2 separate regions of the Homo sapiens genome follow, and region 1 is linked to region 2. Evidence: read pairs that join two places in POLR2A ChIA-PET (ENCODE). Cell type or tissue: Panc1. All regions are shown on one strand.

Region 1 (5,000 bases), 570 kb before region 2:
TTACCTTTTTTTACAGAAGCAATTCACATTTATTATAGAAAAAATGAAAATAAATATAATGTAAAATAAGATGGAAAAATGTAATGAAAAACGTAAAGTAAGATGGAAAAAGAACAAAGTTTCCATTATAACTACTATTAATATATGGTATGTATTCTTCCCTTCCTTCATCTATACATATACATGTACATATGTATGTATGTATGTATGTATTATGTATGTATATATTTATTTTTTGAGAGAGGGTCTTTGTTTCCCAGGCTGGAATGCAGTAGCATGATTGTGGCTCATACCTTGACCTCCCAGGCTCAAGTGATCCACCTCAGTTGACTGAGTAGCTGGGACTACAGGCATGCAACACCATGACTGGCTAATTTTTGAAGTTTTGTAGAGACAAAATATAGGGTTTTTGTAGAGACAAAATGGGGTCTCCCTATGTTGCACAGGATGGTCTCTAACTTTTTTTAAGAGCATGAGTATTTCATATAGCCAAAGGTTTTACCCACTGTTCTTAACCTTTATGAACATGATGTGACATGACAGACTATATTCTCTGCATGAAACATGCTTTCTTCATGTTTATGCCATTTTAGGGTTTTAATAAATCAAAAAATCTCAGTTTAATTAAAGATTTAAAGATTTAAGTTACTAGTGACATTGGATGTATTTTTCTAATGTTTGTGGCTATTCGTATTTCTTTTGTGAAGAAAGAGAAGTGTTAAAATTAGCTGTAGTTCTGCTCTGCTGCTTCTAGGTGCATGGGGGAGTGTAGCGGAAGGAAATCACTAGGGTGAGGAACTTCTGATTTTGTCGTGACTGGGGCACTGCTGCTGCCCTTTTGTGATTGAAATGGCCATTTTTGTTAAAAGCCAGCTGTGGAAGTGTTTGCCTCACTCTGCATACTGTCCATGGCAAATGGAAATTGGGTCCCTTCTCTGCGTAGACTCTGGCTCTGGATGCTCTCTGTGAGACACTTTAGGATCAGTTGCTGTTGGCTTCACTGACAGCTTCAAGGACTCTCACTCCTACTACTAGCCTTTGCTGCTTTGAGGTGGGGTTCTGTTGGGAATTCCTTCCCCTTCTCAGGTGGGCTTTTATTTCTTAATATGCACTGAACCCTATTTCTCGTCCAGTTTTTTCCTGTATTATGTTTATAGAAATACCTTGAAAAAACTTATATATGTGGAGGGCACCACTGGACAGGTTTCAAGTGCCAATGTAGTTTGTCTTTTACTTTGATATTCCTTTGATGATTTTGGTTGCATCAGTCAGTAACCCCAACTTTGACACCTCTGTTTTCCTCCTGAGTCTTGTCTATTTTTGCTCTTTTTCACCCTCGCTTTCTGCACTTGAGTCACAGTGATTTTTTTTTCTTTTTCTCTGTTCCTCTGAACCTGCTTGAGGGTTACAACAAGCATTATAATTTGTTCTCATTATTAGGGAGGGGTCACCCTTTCTTCCTTGTCTAGTTAACCTCTGCTTGTCCTTTAGAGTTGAGCTGAAGTGTCAACTCCTTAGGAGCCATGCCTGGGTCCCCTAGGTACCCTTATAGATTAAGTTCCCTTGTCATGCTCTAGCAGCAGTCAGTTCTTTTTTTATTTTTACAGCTGTTAATGTAACTGTAGTTTACAAATTGATATGGTTTGGCTGTATCCCTACCCATATTTCATCTTGAATTCCCATGTGTTGTGGGAGGGACCCCGTGGGAGGTGATTGAATCATGGGAGCAGGTCTTTCCCATGCTGTTCTCGTGATAGTGAATAAGTCTCACGAGATCTGATCTTTCTTAAAAAGGGGAGTTTCCCTGCACAAGCTTCTCTCTCTTTGCTTGCTGCCATTCTACTTAAGATGTGACCTGCTCCTCCTTGCTTTCTGCCATGATTATGAGGCCTCCCCATCCATGTGGAACTGTAAGTCCAGTTAAACTTCTTTCTTTTGTAACTTGCCCAGTCTCAGGTATGTCTTTATTGGCAGCATGAAACGGACTGATACACAAATGTATTGCGTAATCCCCTGCTAGACAATCAGCTCTTATTAGAAAGTAATCTCCATGGGGGCGAGGATCATATCTGTTTTGTCATCTTCAGTTCATGGCATATTCATTCCCAGCATCTGTCTTAGTTTGTTTTGTGCTGCTATAACAAAATACCTGAGACTGGGTAATTTATAAAGAACAGAGATTTCTTTCTCTTCCTCTTTCTTTTTTCTTTTCTTTCTTTCTTTTTTTTTTTTTTTTGAGACATGGTCTTGCTCTGTTGCCCAGGCTGGAGTGCAGTGGTGCAGTCATGGCTCACTACAGCCTCACCTTTCTAGGCAGGGTTCAAGCGATCCACACGTGCCACCATACCCGACTAATTTTTAAATTTTCTGTGAAGGTGGGGTCTCCCTATGTTGCCCAGGCTGGTCTTAAACTCCTGGGCTCAAGTGATCTTCCTGTCTCATCCTCCTAAATTGCTGGGATTACAGGCGTGAGCCACCCTGCCTGGCCAGAGATTTCTTTTTTTTTTTTTGAGTTGGAGTTTTACTCTTGTTGCCCAGGCTGCACCATTTTGGCTCTCTTCAACCTCTGCCTCCTAGGTTCAAGCGACTCTCCTGCCTTAGCCTCCCAGGTAGCTGGGATTACAGACATGCACCACCACACCTGGCTAATTTTGTGTTTTTAGTAGAGATGGGATTTCACTGTGTTGGTCAGGCTAGTCTCAAATTCCTGACCTCAGGTGATCCACCTGCCTTGGGCTCCCAAATTGCTGGGGTTACAGGCGTGAACGACCACACCCGGCCCAGAGATTTATGTCTTAGAGCTCACCTGGAGGCTGGGAAGTCCAAGGTTAAGGGACCTGAATCTCAAAAGGGCCTTCTTGCTGCATTATCCCAGCAGAAGATGGAAGGGCGTGAGAGAGCTTTGCTTGATAGAGCAAGAGATTGAACTTGCAGCCTGAAACCCTTTTATAATTGGCATTAATCCATTCATGAGAGTGGAGCCCTCATGACCTAAACACTTACCATTAAGCCCCACCTCCCAGCACTGTTAGATTTGGGATTAAGTTTCCAACACATGCTTTTTGGAGGACATATGCAATCCATAACAGCATCTATCACAGTGCTTGCCAAGCAGTTGCCCAGTCGAATGAGGGAATAAATTTGGAAGAGCAAATGAGAATTACTATCTTATATCAAAAGGCTATTTCTACTTCCAAAGTGAGTATATTTGCTACTTAAACTCTTGGTGTTTTCTGTTTCAGTACCATCTCGTAATTGACTTGATCCTGAAAATTAAATAATTGGCATCAGAAACTTCTTTCAGAAGTTGAAAAAGCATCCCCTCTCCCCTCTCTGGTTCTAAACCAGATTTTAAAACTGTCGTTGACTTGTAAGTCGTCCAGATAGTTTTATCTCACTGTTACTTCAACTATCATTTTGAAGGAGTTGTCATGGCCTTAACTGCTGCCTTCCCCTCCTTCTTCCTCCCTTCCTCCCCTCCCTCTCTCCATCCTTCCATCCTCATGTGTTTTAGTGATTAATAGGTTGATTATTCCTGTGAGTTGTTAGTAAATGCTGTATATAGTCTCCTTTTGGAAACTCACCTGATAATCATCATTTTAATAATGTGTTTCCCAACATTTCCCAAACTTTCTGATCCCAGAATTCCTCCCCCCATATATTTGGTTCGAAATCTGTGTGATCCAAGAGACACACTTTTGGAAATGCTATTCTTTATGATTTTTGTTCGCCCTAATCCCTTTTATTCACCAAGAGTTTCTCTTGTCATCCTGCCAAAATAAGGAGGGAGGAGAGAACTAGTATTTGTTAAATACCTACTGTTTGCCAGATTTACACCCCCTGTTTCTTTTAACCTTTACTGTAACCTTGAAAGGTAGACTTGTTTTCCACATTTTAGCATGGGAAGAAGTAGGAACTGGAGGTGATTAATTTTTGCCCAAGGTCACGTAGATAGCAAAGTGATAGATTTTATTTACTTACATTTTACTTATTCATTTTTACTGTAATGCCTGTGCTCTTTCTCACACCAGCATGGGGTAAGAAAAACTCTTCTGATTGTTCTAGAGGCCCCACCTCTGTAATAACCACATCTTAGCCAGCAGCACTCGAGAGAGCCTGAGGCTCAGGAGCAGCAGGATCTCCAGGCTGTGGCTGGCCAGCAGCAGATTCTCTGCATTTGGGTAGATTGAGAAGAAAAGGGGGAAGCCTTGACTGCCTCTGCCTAAACTGCCTCTGTAAACTCTCATGTTCCTTCCCTTCCTTGTTCTCCCAGCTCCATTCTTTTCTAGTGGCATATGGCTTCTTTGTTGGAGTTTTAGGTTGATTTTTATTTAGTAATTTCACAGCTATTGTTTATTGGATGTCTCTTTTAATATAGCAGGTCTTGTACCTCTCCAGCCATTTAAACAGCTGACTCTTAGGTTATATAACTTGCTTGAGGTCACATAGTATTGCCAGGCGTGGTGGCTCACGCCTGTAATCCCAGCACTTTGGGAGGCCGAGGCGGGTGGGTCACTTGAGGTCAGGAGTTCGAGACTAGCCTGACCAACACAGTGAAACCCTGTCTCTACTAAAAATACAAAATTAACCGGGCGTGGTGGCGCGTGCCTGTAGTCCTAGCCACTTGGAAGGTTGAGGCAGGAGAATCACTTGAACCTGGGAGGTTGAGGTTGCAGTGAGCCGAGAAAGTGCCGTTGCACTCCAGCCTGGGCAACAAGATCGAAATTCTCAAAAGAGGTCACATAGTGTTAGACTTGGGATCTTAACCAACCTTTGCATGTTTTTTTGACAATGATATCTCTCTCTGTGTTTTTAAGAGATGAGGTCTTGTTATGTTGCCCAGGCTGAAGTGCAGTGAATATTTATAGGTGCAGTCGTAGCACACTGCAGCCTCTAACTCCTGGCCTCAAGTGATCCTCTTGCCTCAGCCTCCTGAGTAGCTGAAACTGTAGGCATAGGTTATGCTCGGCTTCTTCCTGTTTTTTTTTTAGCTTCAAGAA
Region 2 (5,000 bases):
ACAGCACTAAATCCTTATGATGAAAAAGTGGTTAGCTCCAGAGAGAATATTGAAGGGGAGGGCAGGGACATTCTCATAGAATTTTACAAGACTATTTGCCATTCCTAACTACATTAATTATTTCTTTGACAAAGTATAAAGCAGTTAAATAAGTCAATAGAAACCGTGCTACTTTATTAAAATACTGAGTTTTATTTCACATGTATATTTTTGTCTCCCCACCATTTCCATGTCTGACCACCGCTACTACTATGTCCTATCATAACATTCCATACATACTTAAAACCAAGCAAAGGGTGGAGTTCCATCTTTAAAAACTAAACAGGCATTTTGGACAACACATTCTTGGCAATAGAACCTGGACAACATTTATCAAACACGGTAGGGAAAGTTCTCACTCTGCATTATAAAAAGGACAGCCAGATATCAACTGTTACAGAAATGAAATAAGACGGAAAATTTTTTAACAAATTGTTTAAACTATTTTCTTAAAGAGACTTCCTCCACTGCCAGAGATCTTGAATAGCCTGGAAAAAAAAAAAAAGAAATGTGGTTAAGGAACCACAACACTTCATAGACATCAATAAATTAAATGTCTCTTTGCATAGTTCAACATCTATTTTTCATTCTACCACCAGAGAGTTAACTCTAGATAAAGATATGACTCCAAGAAAATTTATACTCAGATGTAATTTAATTCCAAACACTTTAATCAGTCATAAAAATGTGAACAATATACTAATAATTATTTAATAGTTTAGCATTATTTACTTAAGGAAATCAACAGAAAGAACAGAGACCCATATGGCCAATGTTACTTCCAACTTCATCTCCCGAGATCAGCTTTAGAGTTGGCCAGATTTGGCAAATAAAGTTACATAAACACCAGAAACTTATTCTGAATTGCCTGTGCATGTGTGCCTGGGCATGTGTACATTTAGAAAAAACTATATGCTGAGGCTAGGCATGGTGGCTCACGCCTGTAATCCCTACACTTTGGGAGACTGAGGCGGGCAGATCACTTCAGCTCAGGAATTTGAGACCAGCCTGGGCAACATGGTGAAACCCTGTCTACTAAAAATGCAAAAATTAGCCAGGCTTGGTGGTGTGCAACTACAGGAGGCCCAGCTACTCAGGAGGCTGAGGTGGGAGGACTGCCTGAGCCCAAGAGGCAGAGGTTGCAGTGAGCCAAGATCACACTACAGATGGGTACCAAAACAAAAAACAAACCAACAAAAAAAACAGCTGGCCAGGCATGGTGGCTCATGCCTGTAATCCCAGCACTTTAAGAGGCCAAGGTGTTGGATCACCTGAGAGGTCAGGAGTTCAAGACCAGCCTGGCCAACATGGCAAGGTGGTTCTGAAGAAAAGTCCAGAAGTTCACCAAGAACTAGAAATGAGATGACTCAGGATTCTCTCAGCTGTCACTGTTTCACAGCCAATGGGTTCTCAGGTACAAGGTAACTGAATACCGAATGCCAATATTAAATATCATAGAAATCTTTCTTTCTGAGATAGACTCTCACTCTGCCACCCAGACTGGAGTGCAGTGGCGCTCACTGCAACCTCTGCCTCCCAGGTTCAAGCGATCCTCCTGCCTCCGCCTCTTGAGTAGGTGGGATTACAGGTACATGCCACCATGCCCAGCTAAATTTAGTATTTTTAGTAGAGACAGAGTTTTGCCATGTTGCCTCCCAAAGTGCTGGGATTATAGGCATGAACTACCACGCCCAGCCAGAGATCTTATCATCAGGTTCAAACAAATATACATTGTCGTTGCTTGCATCATGCATCTCTATGTCAAAAACAGGAAGCATTTAGTTTTGATAATCTCTGTAACAGCAATTCAAGTTCAAGTTATTAAACATTTACTATTTATTCCAGAAATTTCATTCTGACACTTGAGAACACTTTCAATTCTAGAGCAAAAAAATACTTCTGGTAGGCTGGGCAAGGTGGCTCGTGCCTGTAATCCTAGCACTTTGGGAGGAAAAGATGGGAGGACTGCTTGAGGCCAGGAGTTCAAGACCAACCTGGCCAAAAATACTTTTTATAAAAAGAAAATACTTCTTGTAGAAGTGCTGGTTCAGTAATTTAATAGCTACAAGACTTTGTAGCTACAAGCCTTTGTTATAAAGTACAGAAGACTACTGCAACTTAATCATTAAATTTATCATCACTTTCCTTGGCAGTAGTTGAAGAATGCATCTCTTATGCTGCTTAGCTGTTAGTACATGCTGGTTATTTATGTCTGACTTTCCACTATTTTCAATATTAAATAAACAGTTGCATAACGCGGAGTTTCAAAATAATTTATGATTAATCAATGTTTAGTATTCCAAATAAACTCCCAAAACTCACACTTTAAACTTTAGGATTCAAATGTAGAGAAAAAACAGAACAGCAACCAAAGACTGAACCTGATCATCTTATAGCCCATCACTACAACTTTCACAAAGCTAAACTCAAAATTAACCATTATCAGGGTTTTACGAACCCGAAAACTAAAAATTGAAGTGCAATTAAATAATTGAAGTGCAAAATACTATGGCAGAAAAAAAACCAGCTAATTGCCAAATTTTCCTAATTTTTTGAAAAAAGCTGACCACAGGAAACCTAAAGACCATTAAATGCAGCATCCGTTCTCCACACGATACCTAACATCCCTATTTAACCACTTTTACATTGTCCTTACACTTATGAGTCAACTGTAAATAAGAGCAAAAATAAATGCATAATCTTTATGTTGACTAAGACTTTCACATGTACTAACTGTAAAATCTAACAGCTAACTCAAGCTTATGTATCTGGTAGTAGCCACAATTTAGTGTCTTGCTTCCAGATTTCATGTTAGGATGATTTTGGCATAATGTATTTCCCATAAGATCTAGGAAAAAAAAAAAAAAGATCTCTACCAACTCCCAAAAAAGCCAAGACCAGACTGCCCCAAGCAGTCAAATGGAACAGCAAGGAAAACCACAGCAATTTCCTTAACCAACATAGTACCAAAAAAGTAAAACTGAATTCAATAACCAAGAAATAATTTACCAACTATAGGAAATCTGGGAAAAATATACTAAAGTTATCATCTCAGACTGCCAACTGTATTCTTCATGCATTTCATTAAATACATGAGTTTTCAGGTATTTCATTAAATGAAATATTATCTGTGGTTAGGAACTTTTTAAAAAGAGCCAACACTTAAAAAGGGTAAAGGCAGAATCATAATAAATCACAAAAAAACTTGGATTTAATCATGTCCCCAGAAAATCCAGTTACCTCTTGGTCAGTCATCCGGAAGCAATTCTTCACATAATTGATGAATTTGGCTTCCACTTTGGGAAGAGAACCACCCTATTAAGACAAAAGCATTATTACAGGTAAGTAGAGAAATACACCGAGAGAGATACCTTTAGAAAATTCCTCAATAATCTGCATGCTACTACATGGATCAGTTTATTCTTTTTCCCTTCAACTTTCCAAGAATACTCCGTATCTTTTTCAGGGCCAGAAAGCCCTATTGGGCAGCATGGCTAGTATCTCTATTCAAACAGATTTGCCAAAGGGTCAAATCTTCCCTGACAACCTCTCTAGGAACATAAAATATAAGCTACACTTGAGATTCGACAAACAAACATGGCAACTCGGTTGCTTATCTAAATTATCTAACAAGTCGGTTATCACCCAGAACCAAATACAACCCATAACATCCCTTTGGAGAACCATGTCAAGTGACCCAAACTGTTCTTTAAAAACAAACAAACAAAACCCCACAAAACACTTGCTGACCACAAACTGGTTCAGAACAACAATGATCTGGTCATCAGTTAAAGATATATAAAGTTGAATGGGGAAAAAATTACAGTAATTACATTTCACTAATCACTCTTACCATTTCCTTCAAATTATGGATACAGGCAAGAAACTACAATAGGGGAAAAAATTACAGTAATTACACTTCTCTAATCACTCTCACCATTTCCTTCAAATTACGGATATAGGCAAGAAACTACAACAGTATTGGCAAGACCTGTGACTTTGTAACCAAAATTTCAAAACATTACTATTGCAAATATCTTGAAATGTTTGTATTTATCACTACTTTGGAATTTAAAGCATTGAATATATTTGTTTTTACTAAATTTAATTAATACCTTTCCCTCTAAGTATCTTTTATGCATTTTTAAAAGATTGAAAAGGTTTTCAAATGTCCAAGGGACTTTGGCAGAATCAGGTATAGCATTAAGAAACTTAACTGCCTCCAATAACCTAGTAAAATAAACCTCACAATTTCCATTTCAAAATTATTGTCACATACATTCTTAATTGATGCATTCAAATATTTATTGAGCAGCTAAGGAGATACAAAGGCGATTTAAAACATTGTCAGGTGAGGCAAATGCACAAGTAATAGAAAGCAAAGGGCAAGGTTCACTGAATCACAGCAGTCAGAAGAAAGTGCTTTAGGGAACCAAGAGATTGTTTCCAGCCTGAAGAGGCATGGGTGGCAAATCAGAAAAGGGGATTGAGATTAAAATAGAAGACTTCAGTCTGGATTGTTGATGACACTCAGTATGGACTATATTTGTCTCTCCTTTTCCTTTCTCCCCATCTTTGGGCTTAATTTACATGTAGTGCCCAGGACTGTTCAATGCGCCTGCAATTAAACCAAGGAGATAGGACCATATTAAAATGGAGGGGAGGGGCATCTAAAAGATGTCATTTTAGCATTGTATCCAAGGGACAAAAATCAGTGATAACCAGGAAGGCTAAAGGGTTTACAGTGTGACTAAAAGAAATATGTTCCAGTTCTAAAATTCTTTTTCCAGTGGACTTATCACTGTACAAGGAATCTACTGAAGCCACGAAAAATCTATAGATTACAAGAAAAACATGGGGAAATGAGTTGGCAATTTTTCACCACCCCACATTTGCTCTCAATAGTTGGAGTCTAAAAGTATTATTCATAGAATTAAAGCTTCTCTCAAATGTGCTTCCAA

What was found. Peaks named below come from ENCODE experiments on the same cell type or tissue, not always from the same donor. Only the 100,000 strongest peaks of a DNase experiment are listed, where the experiment ranks them.
Region 1: POLR2A ChIA-PET joins it to region 2 with 5 read pairs; 3 of 35 experiments call an interaction of 5 or more read pairs at or near these places.

Annotation. Positions count from the first base shown.
Region 1 is chr5:171,974,546-171,979,545 of GRCh38, reverse strand. All of the region lies in intron 1 of FBXW11 (F-box and WD repeat domain containing 11), which reads left to right. Among named protein-coding and RNA genes, the nearest start is that of FBXW11, 30 kb to the left of the region's middle. In Panc1, no CTCF peak of the experiment used is centred here; no DNase peak of the experiment used is centred here; H3K27ac peaks cover 2,430 bases.
Region 2 is chr5:171,406,054-171,411,053 of GRCh38, reverse strand. It overlaps NPM1 (nucleophosmin 1), which reads right to left. Exons shown (of 11, transcript NM_002520.7): 10 at 3,280-3,354; 11 at 154-527. The coding sequence ends at 489. Among named protein-coding and RNA genes, the nearest start is that of FGF18, 11 kb to the left of the region's middle. In Panc1, no CTCF peak of the experiment used is centred here; no DNase peak of the experiment used is centred here; H3K27ac peaks cover 303 bases.